Linked DNA regions of Homo sapiens: region 2 is linked to region 1. Evidence: chromatin loops called from intact Hi-C (ENCODE). Cell type or tissue: K562. All regions are shown on one strand. Each heading gives the region's core, and the rest is flanking DNA. Links, peaks and the distances in the headings are about the cores only. Region 1 holds the start of SMO (smoothened, frizzled class receptor). Region 2 holds the start of LOC124901863 (U4 spliceosomal RNA).

Region 1 (15,965 bases), core at 3,114-11,113:
GCGGAGTTTGCAGTGAGTTGAGATCGCACCACTGCACTCCAGCCTGGGCAACAGAGCAAGACTCCATCTAAAAAAAAAAAAAATTGGAGCACTGCAACAGTTATGTTCCGAATTTTGCCAGTGTAACAACTGAACCACAGGAGGCAGCCATGGTCTCAGTGATACCCATGGATACGTTCACATCAACCCTCTTTGACTGGAGGGCCCACAGGCAAATGACAGTCAACATTGAATTTGTGACCTCAAAATGCCAAAATACTTTATGAGAATGACTCAGAAATCAAGAAGCTACTTGTAACAAATCAAGTACTGAAATGCATTGTCAACACAGGACAGCCTCTCATCCCTGAGAAAAGGATTGTGTTAGGACATGCAGTTGAGGCTAAGACTCTTGAGGAACTGGGTGGGGTGTGGCTCAGGCTTGCTTGGGAGAGAAGCACTTTGCAGCCTGCCACCAGGCTGGAGACCTGAGTGTGCCAAGTCACTCTGCGTAGTCTAACAGACACTGGCAGTCTTGTATGTCTACAGGAGGGGATGCATGAACTTTCTCCAGGAACCTGAATACCATTCACGAACGACTGGGAAATTCCCTCTCCCCAGTCCCCACTGAACAGTTTCCTTCTCTCAAATGACAGGATTCCTGAATCTCTTTCTACTTCCTTCTATATCTAGGAGATAGCACATCGCTGCAGCTGTCACTAATGGGAACGTGGCCTGATAGCTGTGGACAGTACTAGCAGCATTTTCTCAGTCTGCCTTCCTGCTACCCTTTGCTAGGCCAGCAGGATTCCCACAAGGGAATACTGAAGTCTGATGAATAGGAGCACATGTGTGCATGAGTGTACACACACACACACACAAACACACACACACACAGAATTGAGAACTTATGGTATATTCTCCCCTCAAGAAGGGAAGAGCATTCTGGCTGGAAGATAGTGTCTTAGGATAGCCTCAATTTACCTCTGCTATCTCCAATGTGAAGGTATTATATTCCCACAATGCGAATCTTCCTCATACTTCCTGAGAAACCTCACACAAGAAATGGGAGAGCCTATATCCTTGAAGAATTACCTACTGACATTTGGAGTAGAGAAATAAGGGCCTGCCTGAGCACATGTGTAAGTTCTTCCCTAATACATGAAATATTAGGAAAATCCCACAGGGCTTCGAGACTGCCACAACCAGATATTTTACTCTTGCTCACTCAGGAAGGTAAAGAGAAAAGCAAAAACAAACAAAACAACACACACACACAATCAAATAGAAAATAAGTGCAGATAGTTCACAAAGCAAAGCATCGGGTGTGCTATCAGGCTCCAAGGCAGCTTTCTCTACAGCTTGGACTTAGACATGTTATAACAGCCATTTTATTATGTCACAGAAAGAAATAACTGAAGTAGGTCATAACATTTCAAATTATTTTTCCAGTAGGAATATTATGCCCTGATGACATAGTCTAGTTTCACTTCTTCCATAAGTCACCAGAGACTTTCCTTAAAATGGTCCCTTGTCTCCAGCCTCTTGCACTTCATGCCATCCTCATGTTGCCTTATGTATTAGTCTGTTCTCGCATTGCTATAAAGAAATACCTGAGACTGGTCAGGTGCAGTGGCTCACACCTGTAATCACAGCACTTTGGAAGGCTGAGGTGGGTGGATCACTTGAGGTCAGGAATTTGAGACCAGCCGGGGCAACATGGTGAAACCTCGTCTCTACTAAAAATACAAAAATTAGCCTGGCGTGGTGGCATGTGCCTGTAATCCCAGCTACTCAGGAGGCTGAGGCAGGATAATCATTTGAACCTGGGAGGTGGAGGTTGAGGTGAGCCGAGATCACACTGCTGTGCTCTGAGATCACACCACTGTGCTCCAGCCTGGGCGACAGAGCGTGACTCCGTCTGAAAAAAAAAAAAAATACCTCAGACTGGGTAATTTATAAAGAAAAGAAGTTTAATTGGGTCACAGTTCAGCAGGCTATACAGGAATCATAGCAGCTTCTGCTCCTGGAGAAGCCTCAGGAAACTTCTAATCATGGTGGAAGGCAAAGGGGGAGCGAGACATCTTACATGGCAGGAGCAGGAGGAAGAAGCGGGGAGGTGCCAAACCCTTTAAACAATCCTCGTGAGAACTCACTCATTATCGTGAGAGCAGCACGAGGAGGATGGTGCTAAACCATTCATGAGAAACTGCCTCCGTGATCCAGTTACCTCCCACCAGGCCTCACCTCCAACACTGAGGATTACAATTCAACATGAGATTGGGTGGGGATGCAGATCCAAACCATATCACCTAATATTAACCAGTAAAGATTAATATCATTCCCCTAGTCAAAACTTTGAGATTTCCTTACTATCAAGAGAATTGACCCTTAATTCTGTGTGTTATTTGAGGCTTCTTACCAATCAGTTTCCCTACTTATCTATGTCCTTATTCTAACTCCTCCTACTCACACTTTAGTCCTGGATTCAAAACCCACCTCCTCCACTTCTATCCACACTGACCTCTGTCCCCTATTCCTATAGCATACTCACGGTACATCTCATTTTGGCAGCTTATTTATCAAGTGATTACTATGTATGCTCAAGTGAACTAGATGTTTTGTGAACACTAAGAGAATGAGATAAGGTCCCTGACCTGAAGGAGGGAACGTTGCTGTTCTGTCATGCTATGTTTCCTGAGAGCAAGCCATGTATCCACAGGAAAATGGAAGTCTACAGGTTCCTCCAGGATGTCTCTGTGCTATGTACATGCTGGAATTTCAGAAAGACTTGCTAAATTGAATTAAATTCTCTCTCTCTCTCCAATTGATATAGTTGAAGTGCAATAACTAATATGCACTTAAACTGTCCAAAGTAACAGAACTAGTCCACTACCGCTAGGCCATGAGCAAGTCTTCCAGGGGTAAGAAAGGAAAACCCACCCTGGTGTGCAGCCCGATCAGCAACAAGGAAAAAGTTGCTCAGTGCAAGTCTACTCTCCTGTTTGGAGCCTTGTGGTTATGCTGGGTTATACTTGGTTGTGCAGGTGTAAACTGCTGAAGTGGGAAATTAAGTGTGGTGACCAAAAGTGTGATGCTCAAAGGAGTGAGGAAAGGCAAAATGAGCAGAGTGGGGAAGAGGAGCAGCAGAAACCTCCCAGAGCAGATGAGCAGCAGGGCCATCAAAGAAGGACTGGTTTCCTTCTCACATAACCAAGGCCAGTCCCTGGGAACCACAGTTCAGACTTCACATATTTGTAGCAGTAAAGGCTTGATGTTGGCAAGTTTATTTCCCAGACACCTGTTCCCGCAGGTAACAGCAGCCAGAGCAGCTGCCGTGAGTGACTCTGAGGTCGTCTCTCTCAAAGGTCCCGAGCTGGAAGGATTTGGAGAAGCGCAAACCCCAAACCCAGGTTCTTCTCCATGGGGCCCCGGGATACGTTGGAAAATCTAACCAAAGCAGGAAAAACTGGCGGGCCTGGAGAACGGGGCAGAGATGGAACAGAAGTCCCCGTTGACTTCAGGCATCCCCTGTCTTTCCCATCCTGAGCCAGGAGAAAAGTCCGCTTCCTGCAGACGACCTCAGACCAAGCAAGGTGCCCGCCGAGTCTCTCCTTGCAGGTCCGGCCCACGATTTCCACTCATCTCTTTCCCCCGGGCGCGGGGCGGCGGCAGGCGGGGTCACCAGATCCCCCTAGCCCGGGCCCCTCCAGGCGCCAGGGACGCTGACGCTCGCGCTCTTCCTCTCTCGCCTCCCCTCCCCACCTCTCCGCTCCTTCGTCCAGTCCCTCCCCCAGCCTCGGCGCAGGGGGGCCGGGCTTGGCTCCGCGAGGCCCGTGCATTCCAGAGAGCCCAGCGAGCTAGAGCAACAAAGGAGCCGGGTCGCCGGCGGGGAGAGTTCGGGGGGCTGCGGCGCGCTGGGGCGAAGGTGGCTGCTGGGCCGCGGGCTGGCGCGGGGGCGGAGCCGGAGCTGCACTCGCACCCCCGGCCCGCGTCTGGCCTCCCTCGCGGGGCGGGGAGGTGGCTTTAATGGTGGGAGAGGGAATGGGGCTGGGGATTGGGGGCCCAGGGGTCTCCTAGGGCTGAAGACAACTTGGATTGCGAGGCTAGGGCTTGGGGAGTCGTGCATCCCGTTCCGGGCCTCCGCAGCCCAACATGGGCCCCGGGTTCCAAAGTTTGCGAAGTTGGGCGCCGAGGGGCCGGGGCGCGCGGAGCGTCCGGGGGGGCCCGGGCCCGGATTCTCTGGGCGCACAGGTCGCCTGAGCCGCCTCCGCGGCCGCCGAGGTCGTGCGTGTGGCCGGGGGGCTCCGAGGAGCAGGCGGGGGCGCCGGGGCTTTTGCTGAGTTGGCGGGGTTGGCCATGGCCGCTGCCCGCCCAGCGCGGGGGCCGGAGCTCCCGCTCCTGGGGCTGCTGCTGCTGCTGCTGCTGGGGGACCCGGGCCGGGGGGCGGCCTCGAGCGGGAACGCGACCGGGCCTGGGCCTCGGAGCGCGGGCGGGAGCGCGAGGAGGAGCGCGGCGGTGACTGGCCCTCCGCCGCCGCTGAGCCACTGCGGCCGGGCTGCCCCCTGCGAGCCGCTGCGCTACAACGTGTGCCTGGGCTCGGTGCTGCCCTACGGGGCCACCTCCACACTGCTGGCCGGAGACTCGGACTCCCAGGAGGAAGCGCACGGCAAGCTCGTGCTCTGGTCGGGTAAGTGCGGCGGAGCCGGGTCTGGGGGGCGGGAGGTGCCGCGGTAAGATGGGGGCACCCTTGGAAAGAACAGGCTCAGGCCTGAGTTTTGGAGAGGGCGGGGACAGCACCCGGGAGAGTTGGAGGGACAGATCCCGAAACTTTGGGGGCAGGTTACGTGCAGGATGGGACCCTCGGTCATGGGAAAAGGAGGGCAAGGAAGTTGACGAAGCGGGTCACAAAGGGCCTGAGCTGGTGGGTGAGCAAAGGATGGCGGGGATGAGGGGCCCGTGAGGAGGTGGCTCTAAGCCACGGGAAAAGACATTTTGTAAGAAGAGGAGATGCTCCACCTATTCTGGAAGCAGGGTGCCGGGGGATTCAAGGAGGTGTTGAAGACCCTGGGGAAATTGGAGTTGGAGAGGAAAAGGGGAGGGATGACGGAGGAAGAGGTTTAGACATTTGGAGGGAAGGGTAGGGGGACATGATCGAGTGAAGTTTTGAAGGAAAAGAAACCTCCCTAGTGATGAATTATTAAAAGGTAACCAGAAAGTTCTGGAAATCTTGATTTGGGAGACAGGAATGAAGCCTAGAGAACTGTGATCTTGTCTGGCTTTCACGGGAGATTTCATTCAGTTTGTGCATCTGAAAAACCGGCCCTCTGACGCATGCAGGAGGTTATGAAGGAATAAGACCTTTCTAACAGTTATTTGTGTTTTCTTTGGAAATTTGGTTACCGAGGCTGGTCAGGGCTGTGGAAGGACGCTTAAGTCTGGAGTGTTGAGAGCCTGTGGACACTTCCATGGTGGTTTGAAGTCCCAAAGCCCCCTCACTGGAGTGGCAGAGTCTGAAAAACTGCACACTGAACCCAAATGTCCTTCCTTAGCAGTGTGGAGTATACTCTCCCCCACCTGTCACTTTTCTAGATGAGGCTTGGAGGGTGCTGAGGAAGGGAGCTGGCCTTATCAGCCCTCGCTTCTAGCCAGTATGATTCTAAAACTGTCCTGGGAAAAAGAAAAGAAAACCAGGAGCCAGGAGCAGAACTGGGAGCCTCCCTCTTTTGACAGGGCTGGGGTACCCCATCTCTTAGCTCTGCCCAGGGGGCTGGTGAGGACCCTAATGTAGGGAGTGTATGTAGGCCGCCTGTCATTGACAAGTTCTCGGCCTTTGTCAGATGTTGGACAAGGCCATAAGGTTCCTGGCTTGGTGCAGATGCTGGAGGAGGAACTTGGAGGATGGTATCCATGGTACCCATGAGGAAGAGCTGCATCCTTTTTGGGGATCAGGTTCTAAAGTCAGCACAGCACATTAGACAGAAATCATGTGTAAACAACAGTGGCTTTGAAAACTCTGCAGATTACCATAGTGTAAGGTGGATGTGGTTTTGCATATACACTTCTTTTACGATGTTTGCATACATGTGTTACATGTATACTCATATATAAGAATGGGTATACATAGAAGATAAAATAATTGTAATTTTAAAGTTACATTCATGCAAAAGACTGAAATAATAATAATAATAATAAAAAGAACACCAAAGTGAGATTAAGCAAGATTGCTTTGAGCACCACCCAAAATGAGACTTGAGTTTAGGAGCCAGCTGTGTGGAAAGTCCAAATCTCTCAGCACTAGAATCTCACCCAGTTCTGAGTTGCTCATGCTGTCAGAGGATAATCTTTCTGTCCCTCTCTTTATTGATTGTGCAAGGACCCATGGTTTAATTTTCCCAAGTTAAATGCATGTTTGATGTTGCCTCTGTGTAGTTACCATCAGATCAAGGAGGAAGGGTATGAACCTCTTTCCAGCCCATACTCTTGAGAGCAGCTGCTGAGCAGACAGAAGTAGTTTAAGCTGGAACATGTATCAATTAGTACCATCTGCAGGTTGTGCAGGTTGAAATCTCACTATCTGTGCCTTTTGGCAGGGCAGGGTCCTACAGAGATGCCAGCACTGAGCCCAGCACCGTTAGTTCCATTAGTTCACTATGAGTTCTTCTCTGCCACCAACCACCATCCCTCAGCTCATTCCTGTTTCCATATGTGTTCTGGTTGCACTCTTTCTGCTTGGGACTTGCAAGTAGGGCAGAAGCAGGTGTTGGCTTGAGCTGGGTAATGAGTAGGTAGAGTGAACCCAAGCCTCGTGTGAGAATCACAGCCAGGTCAGCTGGTAGCCTCTGGCAAGTGATTTATCATGTCCCGAGTTAATGATCTTGATTTTGCATTAGACAGGGTCAGTGTTACCTGGCTCTTAGGGGTGTTTTTGTGGGTGAAGGATGAAGGTGATCTAGGTTGTCTTCATCGGTAAACTCTTGAATGTAGGAACTGGGTCTTCACTTTTTTTCAAAGCCTGTGAGTACTGAGTACACAGCCATGCTTCTATTCATGCATTCAGTTATGTATTGAATGTTTGCTGTATGTCACATGCTGCGCATGTAAGGATGAAGAATACAGATATGATCCTCTGTCATCAAGAAGACAGGCTGGACATGGTGCTCACACCTGTGATCTCAGCACTTTGGGAGGCCGAGGCGGGAAGATTGCTCAATACCAGGAGTTTAAGACCAGCCTGAGACCTTGCCTCTAAAAAAAAAAAAGGAAGACAGATAATTCAACAGGCTTTGGAAATACCTGTGAAAGGTACTGTGGCATTTTAGGGTACTGAAAAAGCATAAAGGACCCAAGGAACATCCCAGAAGAACTGGCATTTAACCCATAACTTGACACATAAGCAGGAATTGCCTGGCCGAGGGAGAGTTGAGGTTTGAAGGGATAGGAAGAGGAAATAGCATGTACAAAGGTGTAGAGGTAGGAGGGCTTGGTGCTTTGAAAGAAAGTATAAGAGTTGCAGTAGAACTGGATCAAAGCGTGTGAGGGGTGGAATTGTGAGAGATAAGACCTAAAGAATTAGAAAATAAAGGGATTTATACCTCATATTAAGTTTGGATGTTATCCAGGGGATGATAAGGAGCCATTGAAAGATTTTAAGCAAGGGAGAGATGTAATTGTCTTTGCATTTTAGCTGGATCTCTTTGGGTATGGTGTGAAGAAGCCATAGGAGCAGGGAAAGCCTGGAGCCTGGCTTCTTGACCAGGGGATGTTGAAGTAGCCCAAGTAAGAGACGATGGCGGTTGGGACTGGGTAGCAGGACAGAGGGAGTGGGCAGATCCCACTAACTTTCAGAGGTAGTGCTCATAGGGCACTGATGAGTTAGATGTGGAGCCTCAGTGAGCAGGAGGCCTCGGGTTTCAGGCTTGGATGGAAGGTGGTGCCATTCCCTTTCACTAAGATAGAGAATGCTAGAGGAAGAAGAAGTTTAGGCAGGAGGTGTGGCTTTGATTTTGGCCGTGTGAATTAGAGATGCTCATTGGACATCTATGTGGAGATTCTCAGCAGATCTGGAAATAGGAATTGCTGGAGAGAGGTGGCCACTGTGTGCTTCCTTGGCCCTGACTACTGAGGCTTTGGAAGGATGCCATTGACTGAGGAAGTTTATAGCTCAGGTTGGTCCAATTTCTAGGTCTGTATAGACCTCAGGTCTTTCCTCTGTCTTTCATCTCTCTGGCCTCAGGCTTCTTCAGTCACTTAGCATCTCTCCCCTTTACAGCTGGAAATGCCTCCTCCCGGGCATTCCAAGCTGACCAGACAAACATAATGTCCAGGCCGTGGTCCACCTTAGGCCAAACCTGGTTTAGTAAGTGGGGCAAAAAAGCAGAGAGGCCTGCAGCTGGCAGTGGCGATAGGTCCCTGAGAGCCAGCACGTAGCCTCCTTAACCACTGCTGTGCTCTGTGTGGTACATAAGTGTGTGGCCCTGTCACCTTGCCCACTTGCAGGTAAGTAGGAGAGAGACAAAGGCTGGGAGGAATTTCTTGTTTGCCTCTCACACATTGAATTGAGGGCTGAGAGGAGGAATGTTTTTGGTGATGGTGGGTTATTTTCAGGGACGGATCAGGAAGAATTTCCTTAGAGCTATTTCCAAACTTGGCTGGTAATCAGAGTCAGTTAAAAAGATATATATGGCCGGGCGCGGTGGCTCACGCCTGCAATCCCAGCACTTTGGGAGGCCGAGGTGGGCGGATCACGAGGTCAGGAGATCGAGACCATCCCGGCAAACAGGGTGAAACCCCGTCTCTACTAAAAATACAAAAAAATTAGTTGGGCATGGTGGCGGGTGCCTGTAGTCCCAGCTGCTTGGGAGGCTGAGGCAGGAGAATGGCGGGAACCCGGGAGGCAGAGCTTGCAGTAAGCCGAGATCACGCCACTGCACTCCAGCCTGGGCGACAGACCGAGACTCCATCTCAAAAAAAAAAAAAAAAAAAAAAAAAAAATATATATATATATATATATATATATATATATGTATAGGCTGGGTGCAGTGGCTCACACCTGTAATCTTAGCACTTTGGGAGGTTGAGGCAGGAGGATTTCTTGAAGCCAGGAGTTCGAGACCAGCCTGGGCAACAAAGTGAGACCCCATCTCTAAAAAAAAAAATTAGCCGGGCATGTTGGCACACACCTGTGGTCCCAGCTACACTGGAGGCTGAGGCAAAAGGATCGCTTGAACCCAAGAGGTTGAGGCTGCAGTGAGCCATCCTCACACCACTGCCCTCCAGACTGGGCAACAGAGCAAGACCCTGTCTCAAAAATACATACATACATATAGATATGTGTGTATGTATACACACACACACATATATGTATAGTGAAAATGTAAAATACAGAAAAACATACATGGACCTAAGTCTTTTTTAAAAAAAAATTATCTTTAATTAATTATTTGAGAAATGGGGTCTTGCTGTGTTGCCCAGGCTGGAGTGCAGTGGCTATTCAGAGGCTCACTCATTGTGCGCATGGTGCTTATGGTGCCTGGAATAGCTGGCACTACAGGCATGTGTTCTGTGCCAGCTCAAGTCTTCAATTTTGCTTCAGATCTTTAACTTTTTAATTGTGAAATATAACTGTATGCAGAAAACTGCATAAAACACAAAGGTACTGAATAACAAATAATTATAAAGTGACATCTGGGTCAATAACTAGACCACAGTCAGACCCCTGAAGCTCCCTCTGTGTCTTGTCTAGTCACATCCCCCTCCCCTTGCTCAAGAGGTTTTCAGTAATCACATCCTTTTTTTCTCTATGGTTTTACCTCCTAGTTTTGGAATCCATAAGCAGTATATTTCAGCTTTGCATGTTTTTGAACTCTGTTCAAATGGAATTTGTACAAAATAATATGCTGTGCATATTATTTCTTGCTTCTTTTACTTTATATCATTATGTAAGATTCATCCATGTTATTGCAGCTTATTTCTTTTTTGCTTGTTTATTTGTTTGTTTTTGTTTTTTTGAGACAGTCTCACTCTGTCACCTAGGCTAGAGTGCAGTGGCGCGATCTCGGCTCACTACACCTCCACCTCCTGGGTTCAAACGATTCTCCTGCCTCCGCCTCCCAGGTAGCTGGGACCATAGGTGCACGCCACCAGGCCTGGCTAATTTTTGTATTTTTTAGTAGAGACAGGGTTTTGCCATGTTGGTCAGGCTGGCCTCAAACTCCTGACTTCAGGTGAGCCACCCGCCTCATACTGCAGCTTATTTCTTCATTGCTGAATAATATTCCATTATATGAGTATACCCCCAGTTGTTTACCCATTTTATTGTCATCTCAAGTTTTTGCCCATTGCAAATAACATTGCTGTGAGTAGTCTTTTATGTATATCCTAGTACAACTGGCACAAGTTCCTTCAGGTATATGCTGAAGAAGTAGAATTGCTAGATAATAAGGCACGCATACTTTAGGCTTTTGCCAAACCATTTTTCAAAGTGGTTGTACTAACTTATACTCCCACTAGCTAGTAGAAAGTCAACACTGGTTCACATGATTCCCAACATTTGGTATTATCAGCCTTTTACATTTTTGCCAATCTAGTGGCTATATTGTGGCATATATTTGTGGTTTTAATTTGCACTTCCCTGATTACTAGTAAAGTTAAATGCCTTTTTAAATGCTTACTGGCCTTTAGGGTTTCTGCTTTTGGGAAGTGTCTGTTCAAATCTTTGACATATTTTTCCATAGGGGCTATCTGTCATTTTTGTAAGATTTGTAGGAGTTCTTTATATATGCTAGATATGAGTTTATAGGATTACAAAGGAAATCAATTATATTGACATAATAGTTATCAAATATAAAAATGCAAGTATGTGGGCTTATTTATTTATACAATAAATAAGATCTGGTGCAGGTGTAATAACAACTATAATATCAAAGTGATTATAAGCATTGACATTATTTCAAGATATCTGCAACAAAAATATCTGGTTTCCACTTGTGACAACGCCACAGGTACTATTAACATTATGTACTGTGGGCCAGGCGTGGTGGCTCACACCTGTAATCCCAGCACTTTGGGAGGTCAAGGTGGGCAGATCACGAGGTCAGGAAGTCGAGACCATCCTGGCTAACACGGTGAAACCCCATCTCTACTAAAAATACAAAAAATTAGCCGGGCGCGGTGGTGGGCGCCTGTAGTCCCAGCTACTCGGGAGGCTGAGGCAGGAAAATGGTGTGAACCCAGGAGGCGGAGCTTGCAGTGAGCCGAGATCGTGCCACTGCACTCCAGCCTGGGTGACAGAGTGAGACTCCCTCTCAAAAAAAAAAAAAAGAAAAGAAAAAAAAAACAAAAAAAAATTATGTACTGCGATGTGTTGCTTACATTCATAATTGGAGGAAGGGCCAAATTTTAGTTAGGTGTAATTTTTTTCCCATTGAAATTCATGGACCTCTGAATTTTTCCAAGAATCCTTTGTGAACCATAGGGTAAGAATGTTACTTACAGAATATCACTATCTAGTAGAGAGTCTGAGCTATTCTTGATTGTGTGTGTGTGTGTGTGTGTGTGTGTGTTTTAATAGAGACAGGGTTTGACCCTATTGTCCCGGCTGGTCTTGAACTCCTGGGCTCAAGTGATCCTCCTGCCTTGGCCTCCCAAAATGCTCCTTTGTGTTTTAATATAAAAATACTTGGTGATTTTTTATTGGGATTGCATTGACTATATAGATTAACTTGGAAAAAAAAAGAGACATCTTTACAATACTGAGTCTTCCAAACATTGAACATTTATATATTTCTATTTAGATCTTTCATTTTCTCAATATTCTGCACAGATTTAAATACTTATTATTTGTTAGACATTCCTAGGTACTTGATATTTTTGATGCTGTTGTAAATGATGCCTTTAACATTTATTTCACTTTGTTTGTTGCTGACATATAGAAATAAAACTGGCTGGGCACGGTGGCTCACACCTGTAATCCCAGCACTTCGGGAGGCCAAGGCAGGGGGATCACGAGGTCAGGAGATTGAGACCGTCCTGGCTAACATGGTGAAACTCCATCTCTACTAAAAATACAAAAAGTTAGTCGGGCATGGTGGCGGGCGCCTGTAGTCCCAGCTACTCAGGAGGCTGAGGCAGGAGAATGGCGTGAACCTGGGAGGCGGAGCTTGCAATGAGCCCAGATTGTGCCACTGCACTCCAGCCTGGGCAATACAGTGAGACACCGTCTCAAAAAAAAAAAAAAAAAAGAAATAAAATTGATGCCTTTAACATTTATTTCACTTTGTTGCTGATATATAGAAATAAAATTGATTGTGAATTCAGTAAACTTGCTAAATTTATTCTATACACATAGTCATATAATTTGTGAGTAATGAGTTTTGTTTCTTTCTTTCCAAGTCTTATACCTTTTATTTATCCTTATTGCTTTACTGAAGGCTTCCAGTACATTGTTAAATAGACAAAACATCTTAATTCTTGACTTTTCTGGATTCTAAAAAGAAAGCTTTTTCTACCCTTCACCATTAAATTTGATGTTTGGTATAGGTTTTTTATAGTTAATTACATTTTATCAGATTAAGAACGTTGTCTCTTATTTCAAATTTGCCAATTATTCTTTTGATCATAGATGGATGTTGAATTTTATCAACTTTTTTTTTTGGAGACGAAGTGTCACTGTCACCGAGGCTGGAGTGCAGTGATGCGATCTCAGCTCACTGCAACCTCTGCCTCCTGGGTTCAAGCGATTCTCCTGCCTCAGCCTCCCAAGTATCTGGGACTACAGGCGCATGCCACCACGCCCGGCTAATTTTTTGTATTTTTAGTAGAGACGGGGTTTCACCGTGTTAGCCAGGTCAATTTCCTGACCGTGTGATCCGCCCGCCTCAGCCTCCCAAAGTGCTAGGATTACAGGTGTGAGCCACTGCGCCCGGCTGAATTTTATCAACTTTTTTTTGCATCCATTGAGATGATCATATGATTTTTTTCTCCTTTAACCTGTTAATGTAGTAAATTGCATTGATTGAATTTTCTAATATTAAACCAGCCTTAGAACAGTGATACTCAACTTGACTAGTCATCAGAATCACACAAATAAAAAGTCTTTTTAAAAGTCTAGATCAGCCAGGCGCGGTAACACCCGTATTCCTGTTTCTCTTTTTGTTTCATATTTTATTAAAATAAAAGAAGTAAAATAATACTGATAAAGCTGATATCCCCTCTCTTTCTCGTTTCAGTTTCATATCCTTCTTTTCTCTTTGGAAAGCTTCCCCATCCTAGTAATTTGTGTATTTCTTTATTTTGTTTTTAAGCTCAAGTTTTGTTTTTGTTTTTGTTTTTGTTTTTTTGTAGAGATGGGGTTTGGCCATATTGCCCAGGTTGGTCTCGAACTCCTGAACTTAAGTGATCCACCCACCTTGGGCCTCCCAAAATGCTAGGATTATAGGCGTGAGCCACCATGTCCAGCCTTAAGCTTAATTACTTTTAAAAAATAGGTTATACATGTACATGGCACAGAATTCAAAAGGAACAAGTTAAGTCCTACTTCTGCATCTAGCTACCCATTTTTCCTCTGCAGAAGTAACCACCAACACTGGTTTTTGTGTCCTTTTGGAAATATCCAACATCTGTCCAGATGTAGATGTGCTCTCAGTCTCTCCTCTACCGCCCAACCAGTACCATGCTCTATAGACTGCTCTCCACTCAACTGAGTCCATGTAACATGACAACATTGGACATCATTCCATTTCAATGCACATCCTGTCATGCACCCCAGAAGGAGATTTTGGTTAACAATGGACCACATGTGATGGTGTTCCCTTAAGATTATAATACCACATTTTTACTGTAGCCTTTCAATGTTTAGATATGTTTAGATACACTGATACTCACCGTTGTGTTACAGTTGCCTGCAGTATTCAGTATAGCAACATGCTGTACAGGTTTGCAGCCTAGAAGCCATAGGTTATACTGTATCAGCTAGGTGTGCAGTAGGCTATACCATCCAGGTTTGTGTAAGTACACTCTGATGTTCACACAAAGATGACATTGCCTGATGACACATTTCACAGAAGATATCCTCATTGTTAAGCAACATGTGACTATATCTCAACCCTGAATAGTGTTCTATTATAATGGTGTACATTATTTTACTTGGTTGGTCTCCTATTGATGGATATGGATTCAAGCTGTTTCTACTTTTTTGCTATTGCAAAACAGTGCTGCAATGAATAATCTATATTATCTTTGTGAACATGTGAAGTAGAAGTACTAGTATAAAATTTTGGTAGATAATGCCAAAGTGATCTCCACAAGTGTTTACTAATTTTTATTCCTACCAACAAATATAAAAGTGCCAGTTTATCCCTACACTCTTTATAGTACGGTATTTTCTTTTCTTTTTTTTTTTTTTTTTGAGATAGAGTTTTGTTCTGTCACCCAGACTGGAGTGCAATGGCGATCTCGGCTCACTGCAACATCCGCCTCCTGGATTCAAGCAATTCTCCTGCCTCAGCCTCCCAAGAAGCTGGGATTACAGGCGCCCACCACCACACCTAGCTAATGTTTGTAGTTTTTTAGTAGAGACGGGTTTTCACCATGTTGGCCAGGCTTGTGTAGAACTCCTGACCTCAGGTGGTCCACCTGCCTCGGCCTCCCAAACTGTTGGGATTACAGGCGTGAGCCACCACCATGCTCAGCCTTCTTTATGTTTTTAAAGGCCATTAAATGGCCTTGAGTCCAGGAGTTCAAGACCAGCCTGAGCAACATGGTGAAACCTTGTCTCTACAGAAAAATACAAAAATTCACCAGGTGTGGTGGTGTGAGCCTGTAGTCTTTGCTACTCAGGAGGTTGAGGTGGGAGGATTAACTGAACCTGGGGAGCTGAAGGCTGCAGTGAGCCGTGATTATGCCACTGTACTCCAGCCTGGGCAACAGTGTGAGACCCTATCTCAAAAAATAAAAAAATAAAAAAAACATAAAGAGATGTTCGACCTCACTCTTAATAATACAAATGTGGAATAAACTACAACGAAATATTCTTTTTTTAAACTTTTATACTTTTTATCACAGTGATAAAGATCAAAACATTTGAAAATGTGATCTGTTATTTGTCTTTCGCCTGTGTGTCTATAGAATTATGCAATTTTTACTGATTTGGAGGAGCTTTGTGCATATAAGGAAATTAGCTCTTGTGATAAGTATTGAAAATACATTTTTTCAGTATCTTACTTTTCTTATGATTTTTGTATCGATTTTTCTGAAGTCTTTTGTTTAAATCTTTTATTTCATGATGTGTAGGCTTTGTGTCATTTCAGAAGGCCTTCTCCACTCCAAGGTTTAAAAAATCATTTCCTGGCCAGGCGTGGTGGCTCACGCCGTAATCCCACTTTGGGAGACCGAGGCGGGTGGATCACGAGGTCAGGAGATCGAGACCATCCTGGCTAACACGGTGAACCCCCGTCTCTACTAAAAATACAAAAAAAAAATTAGCCGGGTGTGGTGGCGGGCGCCTGTAATCCCAGCTACTCGGGAGGCTGAGGCAGGAGAATGGCGTGAACCCAGGAGGCGGAGCTCGCAGTGAGCCGAGATCACATTACTGCACTCCAGCCTGGGCGACAGAGCAAGACTCCATCTCAAAAAAAAAAATCATTTCCCATCTTTTCTTCTAAAACTTTAATTTTTAGAAAAACAATGTAGTTATTTTTTTATCCATCTGGACTTTTATGTAAGAAATGGGGTAAAGCTCCACCTTATTTTTTCCCCAGATAATTTCTTAGTTGTCCTTGAAGATGTATTTAATAATCTCTCTTTTTCCTGGGGAGTTTTATTTTTAAGGTATGAAACAATATTCACAATGAGGGAAAAAAAGGAAAACAAATTAGACATTTTTAAAACCTGATTGTTACCACAGATATAAAAAGATTGAGAAAAATTACAGTTTTTTTTTTGTTGTTGTTTGTTTGTTTGTTTTAATGAGTCTTGCTGTATCACCC
Region 2 (13,865 bases), core at 4,198-12,197, 81 kb before region 1:
TCCCCCAGTGCAGGCCAAGTCCACAGTCTTCTTCCTCTTCCCCAACACTGCACCAAAGCCTCTGCTGTCTCATGCTAGCCTGCTTCGTTGGCATCATTTTTTGACCTTCCTGGCCTCATACTTTGCGGGCAAGGAAAATCATAGAATAATTTCTGTTTTCCTGACCTATTGAGAAACTCTGAAATGGTTTGTGCCCCTCATGTAGTCAGAGAGACCCTAAACAGAATCCATTCTGCTGTATTCCTCATGGGACCATTTGGAATACAACAGACCCCAGCAGGCATCAATCATCTGCCATTTCAGCTAAGGAAGGAGAGAGTGAGCCTCTCTTTCATGGCATTCGGTTTCCTGGCTCTGGATTTGACCTATGCGCAAACTTCCAGGGTGGCTTGAGCATAATGATGCTATCAACCAGCTCAGATGCCCTAGGAGGTGGCCTTACAGAAATGGTAGACTTGTGGTATGGCACAAATGTAGGCTGGCTACCTGTCTACACCTGCTCACCAGTCTGGCCAAGCCCTGAGACTGGCTGGGCCTGTCCACAGCACTGAGGCCCATGGGGACAACTATAGCTGTGTGTATGCCCATACAGTTAAGTGTCCTTTATGCTATGGGGTGGGACTTGCTGTGTGCCCCTCCTCCAATAACCTGCCAATTCCAATCATTCTGTACCTTCCTCTTTTTCTTCATGCTGGCCTTTTTCTCCCCCCAGCTTTTTTTGAATTTCAATTAGCAATAATCATGCCTTGGATAAACCTCATCGGCTACAATACTGCCACTGTGCAAAGCTCTGGCCTTTTTTTTTTTTTTCTGCAGGAAAGTATCCATGGGCCAAACCACAAAAGTTTTGAATCTTGAGCCAGTTCATCAACCAGGGCCAGTCCAATGAACCCAGACACAAACACACTCAGGCTTCTGGTTTTGGTGAATGTCAATGCCAGACACACTGTAGTGGGGATGAGGGGCGGAAAGGGGTTTGTCCCACATGAGACCCCATGGCAGCTGGCCGTGGAACTTGGGAAGCCATTGTCATTTTTATCACCCATTTGTCACAATAATACTGAGCCTCACCTGTTTCAAGATCTCAGGGTGGTGCCCTGGAACCTCAAGTGGTGGCATCCTCCTCAGCCACCTGCTGGCATCACTTACAGGCCACCTCCATCCTCCCAGTCACACTTCACTTTCTGACCCTGGCCTTCATCCAGTCCAGTCCAGGTCACTGGCCAAACACATGTGTTTTTAGGGTAAATAATTGCTTATGAGTGACCATCTTCCATCAGCCTCATGCCAACTGCTGCTCGTATTTATACACACTGTCCAGCACTGGGTAAAGCACTGAGTAGGCTCTTTATATGGGGTATCTATTTTCATTATCACTGTGCTATGTGGTGCTTCCTAAATACAAAGTTTTTGAGTTCAGAACCATCTATCTTTCAGTTCTCAGTGTGGCATTCCAACTGCAATGTAATATCTTGCCATGGCCTCAAATTCAACATAATTTTTTTTTTGGTTTTTTGTTTTGTTGTTGTTTTTTTTTTTTTGAGATGGAGTCTTGCTCTGTCGCCCAGGCTGGAGTGCAGTGGCACGATCTCGGCTCACTGCAAGCTCCGCTTCCTGGGTTCACACCATTCTCCTGCCTCCGCCTCCCGAGTAGCTGGGACTACAGGCGCCCGCCACCACGCCCTGCTAATTTTTTTGTATTTTTAGTAGAGATGGGGTTTCACCGTGTTAGCCAGGATGGTCTCGATCTCCTGACCTCGTGATCCGCCTGCCTCGGCCTCCCAAAGTGCTGGGATTGCAAGCGTGAGCCACCATGCCCGGCCTTTGTTTTTGTTTTGAGACAGTCTTGCTTTGTCGCCCAGGCTGGAGTGCAATGGCCCAATCTTGGCTCACTGCAACCTCCACCTCCCAGGTTCAAGCAATTCTTGTGCCTTAGCCTCCTGAGTAGCTGGGATTACAGACGTGCACCACCGCCACACCCGGATAATTTTTGTATTTTTAGTAGAGACGGGGTTTCGCCATGTTGGGCTGGCTGGTCTCGAACTCCTGGCCTCAAGTGATCCACCCACCTTGGCCTCCCAAAGTGCTGGGATTACAGGCATGAGCCACCATGCCTGGCCCAAAATCAAAATAATTAAAAGTGAATTCATTCCCTCCAAATCAGGTTTTTCCTTCCATCTCCTCTATTTCTGTTACCAATTTCTCAGTCCCTGGGATTAAAAAACCTGAAAATCTTCCCTCTAAATCCTCTCTAACAATTATCTCTCATATTTAATCAGTTTTCTGATACTTTAGACTAGATTCTTTTTGAATGCTTCCCTAACCCAGTAGTTCTCAACACTGGTTGTCCATTAGAATTATTAGAGGAGCCATTTTAAAATAAATATGTGGGTCATGCCTGGGGCCACCTCCCTCAGACAGCTGTGTAGGTTATTCACTGCACTAGGGTGAGGGGGTTGTTCCAGCTCACGCTCTCCTTGCTAAGCCTTTGGCCCTAGCATGGAACTACCTTTGACTGGAGAAAAGGAAGCTTTTTTGAACTCACACAAAGGCACTGTAAGGGCTAAGAAAGGTCTGGCCATTTCCCTGAAATTCTGATTCAGCAGACGTAGGCATTTATATTTTAAATAGTTCAGTGAGATATATAAACTTTACTCTTAAATAGTGGTGTTCCTTTCTCCCTCTTTTTGTGATATTATTGTTACACATATTGCTTCTTTGTATCATAAATCCAACAGTATGGTGTTATAATTATTACTTTTTAATTTTTATTTAATTTTTTTTTAATTGAGACAAGGTCTCACTATTTTGCCCAGGCTGGTCTCGAACTCCTGGCCCATCTTGACCTCCCAAAGTCCTGGGATTACAGGCATAAGCCACTGTACCTGGCTATAATTATTACTTTGAAAGAACCTGAGAGAAGAAGACCAAGTACATATTTATAGAGTTAGTTATATTAATCTTATTTACCCTTCCTGTTCCTCTTGATTTCTTCCTATGGATTTCAGTTCCTATCTGCTGTTATTTCCTCACTCCCATATAGCTTTGCTCCCACCTGCCTCCTTTGTGCTGTTATTGTCAAGTATATTACATTTTTACATGTCATCGTCCTAAAAATATAATTCCATACATGTTATTTTACACAGCTGCTTTTTATGTGAACTCTAACTCGAAAACCATAAAATTCACCCCTCGATGATTATTGGTGACTAATGATGAGCATCTTTTCGTTTGCTTTTTGGCCATTTTTATCTCTTATTTGGATAAATGTCTATTTAGATCTTTTGCCCATTTTTAAATTGGGTTATTTGTCTTCTTATTGTTGAGTTGTAGGGGTTACTTTTTTTTTAATCTGTCTTTGTTTTTTGTTTTTCTGTTTTTTGGTTTTTGTTTTTGAGACAGAGTCTCACTCTGTCACCCAGGTTAGAGTACAGTGGCACCATCTCGGCTCACTGCAGCCTCCACATCTCAGGTTCAAGAGATCCTCCCACCTCAGCCTCCTGAGTAGCTGGGACCGCAAATGTGCACCACCATGCCCAGCTAATTTTTTGTATTTTTTTTCTTTATCTTTTTCTTTTTTTGGAGAGCTGGAGTTTCACCATGTTGCCCAGGTTGGTCTTGAGCTCCTGACCTCAGGTGACCTGGCTACCGTGGCCTCCCAAAGTCCTAGGATTACAGGAATGAGCCACCATGCCCGACCTAAGAGTTACTTTTTGTATTTTCTTGATATAAGTCATTTATCAGATAAGTGATTTGGAAATGTTTTCTCCGATTCTGTGGCTTGTCCTTTCACTTTCTTAACGGTGTCCCTTACAGCATAATTTTTTTTTTTTTTTTGAAACGGAGTCTCACTCTATCGCCCAGGCTGGAGTGCAGTGGCGAGATCTCGGCTCACTGCAACCTCTGCAGCCCAGGTTCAAGCGATTCTTCTGCCTCAGCCTCCAGAGTAGCTGGGATTACAGGGGCCTGCCACCACACCCAGGTAAATTTTGTATTTTTAGTAGAGACGGGGTTTCACCATCTTGGCCAGGCTGGTCTTGAACTCTTGACCTCATGATCCACCCACCTCAGCCTCCCAAAGTGCTGGGATTACAGGCATGAGCCACTGTGCCCAGACTACAAAATTTTTTAAATAAAAAATACAGTTTTAATTTTGATAAATTCCAGTTTATCTGTTTTTTCTTTATTTGCTTTTGCTTCTGGTGTCATGTTTAAGAAACCATTGCCTAATCCAAGGTCACGAAGGTTTACCTATATGGTTATGGTTTTCTTATGAAAGTTTTATAATTTTAGTTCTTTTTTTTTTTTTTTTTTTTTGAGATGGAGTTTTACTCTTGTTGCCCAGGCTGGAGTGCAATGGCACGATCTCAGCTCACCACAACCTCCGTCTCCCAGGTTCAAGCAATTCTCCTGCCTCAGCCTCCCAAGTAGCTGGGATTACAGGCACACACCACCACGCCTGGCTAATTTTGTATTTTTAGTAGAGACGGTGTTTCTTCATGTTGGTCAGGCTGGTCTCGAACTCCCAACCTCAGGTGATCTGCCCATCTTGGCCTCCCAAAGTGTTGGGATTACAGGCATGAGCCATGACACCCGGCTGATTTTAATTCTTACACTTAGGTATTGTAAACCATGTTAAGTGAATTTTTGTGTGTGATGTAAGGTATGGGTCCAACTCCCTTCTTTTACATGCAGATACCCAGTTGTCTCAGCATCATTTTTGAAAAGACAGTTCTTCCCTTGTTGAATGGACTTGACATTTGTACTTATTTCCTAGGGCCACTGTAGCAGATGACCACAAACTGGGTGCCTTAAAACAACAGAACTTTTTTACATGTCACAGTTCAAGAGGACAGAAGTTCAAAATCAAGATGTCATCAGGGTTGGTTCTTCTGGAGGCCCCAAAGGGTAAACCATCCTACCCCTCTCTCATGCTTCTCATAGCTGCTGGCATCCCTGGGCATTTGTTGGCTTGTAGATGCAGGACTCCAATCTCTGCCTTCGTCACGTGGCATCCTCCCTGTGTCTGTCTCTGTGTGTCCTTTCTTCTAGGACACCTGTCATATTGGAGTCAGGACCCATCCTGATCTCAGGACCTCATCCTAACTTAACTAATTATATCTTCAAAGACACTGTTTCCAAACCGGGCTACATTCTGAGGTTCCGCATGGACACGAATTTTGAGGTGACACTGTTCAACCTAGTACAGTCTACTCACTGGTACCCAAAATTCACACACACCCCATGTGAACAATACGTTCACCCTACCCCAAGACCCCCAAAAGTCTTAACCCTTCCAGTGTCAACTCTAAATCCCAAATCTCATTTAAATATCAACTCGAGAAGTCCCAAATCTCCTCATCTAAATTATCTAAAAAGGTATGGGCGAGACTCTGGGAATGATCCATCTTTCAACAAAATTCCTCTCTGTTCATAGACCTGTTAAACCTAGAAAACAAGTGATCTCTTTTCTAAATGCAATGGCGGAACAGGCATAGGATGAATATAGTTCCATTCCAAAAGGGAAATAAATAGAAGGAAAAGAGGGGGTTATTGGTCTAAAGCAACTTTGCAATCTAACAGGGCCAATTCCATTAGGTTTCAAAGCCTGAGAGTAATCCTCTGTGGCTCCATGCTGTGTCTTCTGGGCCTCTATGATAGCCCTGGCTTTACACTTTCTGGCCTCTGCATCTATGGCTCCGCCTTCAGAGTCATTCTTCCTCCATTTTATTCCATCTCTGTCTCATTCAGTCCAGACTGGCTGTGTTTGTGTTGGTATAAAATTCTCAGAAACCCTGCCTTCTGTGATGTCAAGGGAATCCACGCCACTAGACACGAGGGTTTGTCACAGATTCTTCCTGGAGAGTTACATGCCTACCTTCTGCTGAGATGGTTGGATCCATGAGTCACAGGCCTGATCTCCTTAGCAAATGGTTGCTGAGCCACAGCCTTGATGCTTTATCCAGAGCACACTTTCTCATCTTTTGCAAAGTGAATAAACAGAGCATTCCATGAAGTTCTGATTACTTTTCGCTTAACAGTTCCTTCCTCTGTTTCTTCCCTTTTGCATTTTACTATCAGCAACAAGGAGAAAGTAGGCCAAGTCTTGGATGTGAAGATTACTATTTTCCATCAACTTTGGGAAGTTTTCAGCCATTATTTCTTTTTTTAATTTTTTATTTTAAGTTCCAGGGTACATGTGCAGGCTGTGCAGGTTTGTTACATAGGTAAACGTGTGCCATGGTGGTTTGCTGCACCTATCAACCCGTCACCTAGGTATTAAGCTCCACATGCATTAGCTATTTTTCCTGATGGTCTCCCTCCCCCGTCCCCTGCTGACAGGCCCCAATGTGTGGTGTTCCCCTCCGTGTGTCAATGTATTCAATTATTTCTTTGAATATTTTTTTCCATCTCTTTCTCTCTCCTCTCCTTCTGGTACTACTATTATGTGTATGTTGGTGCATCTAATGGTGTCTCACTCTTCTTTGATGTTCTGTTCATTTTTATCCACTGTTTTCCTCTTTTTTTTTTTTTTTTTTTTTTTTTTGAGATGGAGTCTCACTCTGCTGCCCAGGCTGGAGTGCAGTGGCGCGATCTCAGCTCACTGCAACCTCCGCCTTCCGGGTTCATGCCATTCTCCTGCCTCAGCCTCCCAAGTAGCTGGGATTACAGGCACCCACCACCATGCCTGGCTAATTTTGTTTTTGTATTTTTAGTAGAGATGGGATTTCACAGTGTTAGCCAGGATGGTCTCGATCTCCTGACCTCATGATCCGCCTGCCTTGGCCTCCCAAAGTGCTGGGATTACAGGTGTGAGCCACCGCACCCGGCCCATTGTTTTCCTCTTATGATTGTATAACCTCTATTGATCCGCTTTAAATTCACTGATTCTGATTATTTATTTATTTATTTATTTATTTACTGAGACAGGGTCTCACTCTGTTGCCCAGGCTGGAGTGCAGTGGTGCAGTCACAGCTCACTGCAGCCTTGACCTCCTGGACTCAAATGATCTTCCCACTTCAACCTCCCAAGTAGCTGGGACTACAGGTATGCACCACCATGCCAAGCTAATTTTTTTTATTTTTTGTAAAAATGGGGTCATCTCACTATGTTACCCAGGCTGGTCTTGAACTTAAGTGATCCTCCTGCCTTGGCTTCCCAAAATACTGGGATTACAGGCATAAGCCAATGCACCTGGCCTGCTTCTTATTTTTGACAGAACAAATCTATCGTTAAGTCCCTGTAGTGAATTTTTCACTGTGTTCATAGTACTTGATATTCTCTATTTGATGAGACATTGTCATCCTATCTCCCTTTACCTCTTTTTGCCCCATTGTTAGCCAGGGCCTAGAAGCATGGAGGTTCCCTCTCTGATGGCTCATGATAGGGTGCAGTCTTGGGTGTGCCCAGAATGTTCTCGACTACTAGGGAAGAGCATGATTTTAGTTCCAAGCCTGGCTTCCTAGGAGTTGCCCTGGTCAGAGTAGTTTATTGTTCAGTCAGTGTTTATCCACAGGTTCTGTTTAAGGCCTTTGTGCCAATGAGGCTTCTGCCCTTTGTTAAGGGGCCTGTGTGTGGCTTAGAGAATATTTTCAAGTCTGCCCCATGCAACCAGAAACATGTGCACACCCTTTCCTGAGCCCTAGAGCTGAATGTGCTTGCAGGGTACTTTGATTTCTCTTTCCCTGGCTCTCTATATGAAATTTCTAGCTGCTCTGCCATTTTGCTGTGTCATGGAGCTACCAGCCTCCTCTTAACTGCTCTCTTTCAAGGTCTCTGTTGTTTTCCACAACACCCTTAGGCAGTGTTCTCCAGGCTCTGTTCCAATACAGCCTGTGTCCTCAAGTAAAGCTCTAAAGCTCTTTGTCATTATGGGCTGCTTTTCTTCCTGGGAGAACCCCAGGACACTGCATCAGAGCTGGGGGTGGGGCCCCATGTTGCCTGTAGTGACACCTGGCTCTGTGAGTGGGCAGTGGAGGAGGCAGGAAAAGCCACTGATCCTCTCTGCTTGCCCCTCCTGGTGTAGAACCTCCTCCACTCTACAAACTGGCTGGGAGGAGAAAGGTGAAGTGATCTGCTCCCAGTATTCTCAGCCTGCCATGCCTGGAACAGAATTTCTCTCCTACAGTTGGGGTTGGGTGAGGGGAGGGACCAGATCCTGCCTGGAATACAGCTTCTACAGCAGAGGACTAGGGAGGGGATTAGAAACCCTGGTGGCCTGCCCCTACCTGGGTAAAAACCTTCTTACCAAGAATAGAGCTCTCAGGTAGAGTTTCCATAACAGGGAGGGGGGAGGAGGAGCAAAAGAATAGGTCATGCCTTAAATGCCATAGACAGATTGTTATTACTAAGATTTAGTAAGAACTTCAATAATATTTCTCCATTTGCTCTATGCCCTTAGAACAATTTTCAGATTTTATATAATTGTGTTCTGTTTTACAACTTAAAAAAAAATTTTTTTTTTAATTGTCTTTGAGACAGGGTCTCCCTCTGCCACCCAGGCTGGACTGCAGTAGCACCATCACAGCTCGCTACAGCCTCTGTTTCCCAGGCTCAAATGATCCTCCCATCTCAGCCTCCTGAGTAGCTGGGGGCACAGGTGTGCACCACCATGCCTGGCTAATTTTTTTTTTTATTGTTTTGGTAGAGACATGGTCTCACCAAGTTGCCTAGGCTGGTCTTGAACTCCTGGGTTCAAGCAATCCTCTCACCTCAGCCTCCTGAAGTGCTGGGATTACAGGTGTAAGCCACTATGCCCTGCTTATTTATTCTTTAATATTCTTCACTCATCAGGGAAGCCTCCTTTTGGGTGCACAGCCCATGATGGCAAGCATGCCTCTGAACCCACTAGCATTTGCTATGTGTGCTTTGCCCAGTTAGCTACCTTCTGTGCATGGGTGTTGCCTCCCTGGCTGGGCCATGAGATGTTCTCATGCTTTTTTATATCTCCTGTACCCCAGATACTCAGTAAATATCTGTTAAATGATATGAAACACAAAGCAGTATGAACAACAGAGGAAAAGCTTGTACCTGACATCTACGTAACTAATCTCAGTGGTACATCCACCCAATATACTATTCTTTTTTATAACAGTTTTGTTGAGATATAATTCATATACCATACAATTAACCCATTTAAAGTATAAAGGCAATGGCTTTAATAAATACATGGAATTTCACAATTACCATAATTCTAGAACATTTTCATCACACCATTTAGTAATTATTCCCCATCCTACCCCAAGCTCCCACCCCTAGGAAAATCTACTTTCTGTTTTTATGTGGATTTGCCTATTCTACATTTCATTTTATACAAATGGAATCACACACTATGTGCTTCTTTGTGACTGGCTTCTTTCACTTAGCGTGATGTATTCAAGGCTCATCCAACTTGTAGCATGTTTTGGTAATTCCTTTGTTTATTTATTTTTATTTTATTTTATTTATTTATGTTTATTTATTTATTTATTTTGAGACAGAGCTCTGTCATCCAGGCTGGAGTGCAGTGGTGTGATCTCGGCTCACTGCAACTTCCACCTCCCAGGTTCAAGCAATTCTCCTGCCTCAGGCTCCCAAGTAGCTGGGATTGCAGGTGTGCACCACCATACCAGGCTAATGTTTGTATTTTAGTAGAAACGGGGTTTCACCATGTTGGCCAGGCTGGTCTCGAACTCCTGACCTCAGGTGATCTGCCCGCCTCAGCCTCCCAAAGTGCTGGGATTATAGGCGTGAGTCACCATGCCCAGCCTATTTTATTTATTTTTGGAGGGGATGAGGGTCTTGCTTTGTGGCCCAGGCTGGAGCACAATGTGATCATAGCTCACCATAGCCTCAAACTCCTGGGCTCAAGTGATCTTCCTGCTTCAGCCTCCCGAGTAGCTGGGACTACAGGCACACATCACTATGCCAGGCTAATTTTTATTTTTTGTAAAGACAGGGTCTTGCTTTGTTGCCCAGGCAGGTCTAGAACACCTGGCTTCAAGGGATCCTCCCACCTCAACCTCAAAAAGTGCTGGGATTACGAGTGTCAGCCACCACACCCAGCTATTCCTTTCTTTTTATTGCTGAATAGTATTTCATGATATATACATACCATATCTTATCTATTCATCAGTTGATGAACATTTGAGTTGTTTCCACCCTTTTTTGACTATTACGAATAATGATGCTATGGACATTCATGTGCAAGTGTTTATATGGATACGTTTTCACTTCTCTTGGAGATATACACAGGAGTGGAACTGCTGGGTTGTATGGTAACTCTATGATTAAGCTTTTGAGGAAATACTAGACTGTTTACCAAAGCAGCTGCACAATTTTACATTCCCACCAGCAGTATATGAAGGTTCCAGTTTCTCTACATTCTCACCAACACTTGTTACTTGCCTTTTTAATATAGCCATCCTGGTGGCAGTGAAGTACTAGTTCATTTTGGCTTTGATTTGCATTTCCTGGTGGCTAATGATGTTGAGCATCTTTTCATGTGCTCATTGGACATCTTCTTTGGAGAAATGTCTATTCAAATCCTTTCCCCATTTTTAAATTAGCCTGTTTGTCTTTTTATTACTTAGTTGTTAAAATACTTAATATATTCCAGATATAAGTCCCTTATCAGATATATGATTTGCACATTTCTGTCATCCTGTGGGTTATTTCACTTTCTTGACAGTGTCCTTTGAAGCACACAAGTTTTTAGTTTGATGACATCCAGTTCATCTAATACTTTGTTGTTTGTTGCTCTTCTTTATCCTTAAAAATTGTGGTTATGAAGATTGTACAGAGAAAGAAAATGCTTATGCTGAATGTGCTAATTTGTTAGAACATGATATATATCTAATTCAAACCAAAAAAATTGCTTTTTTTGAGACAGGGTCTTGCCCTGTCACCCAGCCCGGAGTACAGTGGTAGGATCATGGCTCGTTGCTGCCTTGACCTCCCAGGCTCAGGTGATCCTCCCACCTCAGCCTCCCCAGTAGGTGGGACTACAGACACACACCACCAGTCCTGGCTAATTTTTTGTATTTTTTTGTAGAGACAGGGTCTCGCCATGTTGCCCAGGCTGGTCTTGAACTCCTGGGTTTGAGTGATCTGCCGGTCTCGGCCTCCCAAAGTGCTAGGATTACAGATGTGAGACCCTGCACCTGGCCAAACAAATTTTAACAGAAAAAAAACTATTGCTCATAAATTCTGAGGAAGTTTGAACAACACTAATTCATGGAAGGCCAAGGACATAGACTTCAGAAAAGAGCTAGATTCATAATCTCTAATAGCACCAGGGTGCTGTCTCCAGCTCTCCCGTCACTTATTCTAGTAACATGGCCAGAAACACCATCCCTGGTAGCTCCAAGTTTACATCTTGCAATTCTGACACCATGGAAGGGTTGCTCATGTGGTTCATGTGTCCACATTCCTAGCAGAAGCAGATCTGCTGCCTGCCCCTTGCCCCTCACAGTACATGCCAACCCCCATCCCCAGCAAGACACCTTATATGCAAAGCTATTTGGCCGGGCACGGTGGCTCACGCCTGTAATCCCAACACTTTGGGAGGCTGAGGCAGGCAGATCACCTGAGGTTAGGAGTTCAGGACCAGCCTGGCCAACATGGCAAAACCCTATCTCTACTAAAAATACAAAAATTAGCTAGGCGTGGTGGCAGATGCCTGTGATCCTAGCTACTAGGGCGGCTGAGGCAGGAGAATAGTTTGAACCCAGGAGGTGGAGGCTGCAGTGAGCTGAGATCACACCACTTCATTCCAGGCTGGCAATAGAGCGAGGCCTCATCTCAGAAAAAAAAAAAAGAAAGAAAGAAAGAAAAGAAAAGTTATTTTCTGGAAAGATGTACAAGACTTAAAGTGGTCACTGGGGATAAGGGTGGAGGAGAGGGACTGTCACTTTTTATACTTTTTATTATGTGCATGAACTACTTAAAATTTTTTTTAAAACAAAGTGAATCTTTAATGTTTATAAGAAAAAATGTGTATAGGAGAAAAGATAGGAAAGAAATATTCCAAATGCTAGCAAGTGACAGATGTATTGACAATGAAGTCATGCGTGATTATTTTCTTTTTTCAATTCTTTCCCAAATTTTTTGGTAAAGTGATGATATAATTTTATACCAAAGATAACTTAAAAAAATAGAACCATGTAAAAGCTAAAGAAACCCTTCAGAGATGTTTTTGGAAAGAAAAATTTAAATGAAATAAGCAAATAAATACATATGCTCCTCCCAAATGTATCATTTTGGGAAAAATATCTGGATTTCCATACCTTGTTTTGCATAAAGCAGGGCTGACCCAGACTCCCTCTGTCCTTTTGGTGCTGGCGGTCGTGATTGCTGCTGGCAAGTATAGGAATCAGAGAGCTGAGCAAATAACATTTTCTGTCATCCATGCTGGCCCAAGTCTGTTTCTGGGGTAATAAGCTGGGAAACAGCAGTGAGGTTTTAGAAGCATAGAGATGATGATAAAGCTCCTTGATAAGAGAAGTGAAGTTAGGAACAAAGCCTGCTTGACTGCTCCAGTGTTGCTGAACATAGTCTACCTGAATCTATTCTACAGGAATCTACTCAGCCACAGACCTACCTGCAGGGATGACCTTGGATTGCTGTTAGCAGATTCCCTCAGCATCAGCCCTCATATGCCTCTTTCCTCCTTCGTTAGTAATCTCTTATGTAGTCCCCATAAGACTCCCAACCCCTATGAGGCTTACCCTTAATCTCTAAACTCTGGACTAACAAAGGTTTCTGGTGATTCCCTCTCCTGAGCACTTGCCATGGCTTTTACCAAATCCATATCAGGGAGCAGAAAGGGTGAGTTGATGACTGGGTAGAAGATGACTAAAGTGACCATATTTCTAACAAACAAGTTTAAGTGTGGACCAGGCAGAGCCAGGCAAGATGAATGAGGGACTGGAAGAAAGCCAGCTCTTTCCTTTCTCTCCAGCACCAAGACTCAGCCCCAGGCTGTGGGAGTAGGAATAAGATAGTTAAGAGTGGTATTGTTTTCCCTTGGGACTCTCCATTGCTTTTAGAATTCCAAGCTTAAGAGATATTGCCTTATATTATTTGTTTATTCATGTTATTACTTCAGCTTGGCCACCATATTTTATACACCAGTGCAAATTGTTTCATAGTTTGCCTATGGTTGTGTGTTAATGCCAGTACAGGCCATCAAAATCCAGAGCATCTCAACATTTGAGGATGTCCCAGGGCTGGGTCTGACCCTTCTCTTTTTTTTTTTTTTTTTTTTTTCCTGAGACAGAATTTCACTCTTGTTGACCCAGGCTGGAGTGCAATGGCACAATCTCAGCTCACTGCAATCTGTGCCTCCAGGGTTCAAGAGATTCTCCTGCCTCAGCCTCCCAAGTAGCTGGGATTACTGGAATTAATTAGCCACCACGCCTGGCTAATTTTGTATTTTTAGTAGAAAGAGGGTTTCTCCATGTTGGTCAGGTTGGTCTTGAACTCCCGACCTCAGGTGATTCACTCGCCTTGGCCTCCCAAAGTGCTGGGATTACAGGTGTGAGCCACTGCACCTGGCCAGTCTGACCCTTCTAACCCTTACATTCAAAGAATCAAGCTGACTTCCAAGATGGGAGAATTGAGGAATGTTCCTGTTCACAGACATTCTCAACCTTGTGTAAGAGAATAGGATGGCAATGAGAACACATGGACACAGGGAGGGGAACATCACACACCAGGGCCTGCCAGTGGGTGGGGGACAGGGGGAGGGATAGCATTAGGACAAATACCTAATGCATGCGGGGCTTAAAACCTAAATGATGGGTTGATGGGTGCAGCAAACCACCATGGCACATGTACACCTATGTAACAAACCTGCACGTTCTGCACATGTATCCAGAACTTA

What was found. Peaks named below come from ENCODE experiments on the same cell type or tissue, not always from the same donor. Only the 100,000 strongest peaks of a DNase experiment are listed, where the experiment ranks them.
Region 2: a loop joins it to region 1, with 2.4 times the contacts of the local background. A loop is called at or near these places in 1 of 110 quality-filtered maps.

What each region holds. Positions count from the first base shown.
Region 1 is chr7:129,184,814-129,200,778 of GRCh38, forward strand. It overlaps SMO (smoothened, frizzled class receptor), which reads left to right and starts at 3,820. Exons shown (of 12, transcript NM_005631.5): 1 at 3,820-4,669. The coding sequence starts at 4,339. RefSeq lists an enhancer at 3,038-3,127 and silencers at 3,757-4,026, 4,257-4,516. In K562, for the core only: no CTCF peak of the experiment used is centred there; no DNase peak of the experiment used is centred there; H3K4me3 peaks cover 831 bases; H3K27me3 peaks cover 4,762 bases.
Region 2 is chr7:129,102,911-129,116,775 of GRCh38, forward strand. It overlaps LOC124901863 (U4 spliceosomal RNA), which reads right to left and starts at 790; the gene lies at 645-790. It also overlaps the pseudogene LOC112267982. RefSeq lists an enhancer at 7,620-8,283 and a silencer at 8,012-8,061. In K562, for the core only: no CTCF peak of the experiment used is centred there; DNase peaks (open chromatin) are centred at 5,665 and 7,951.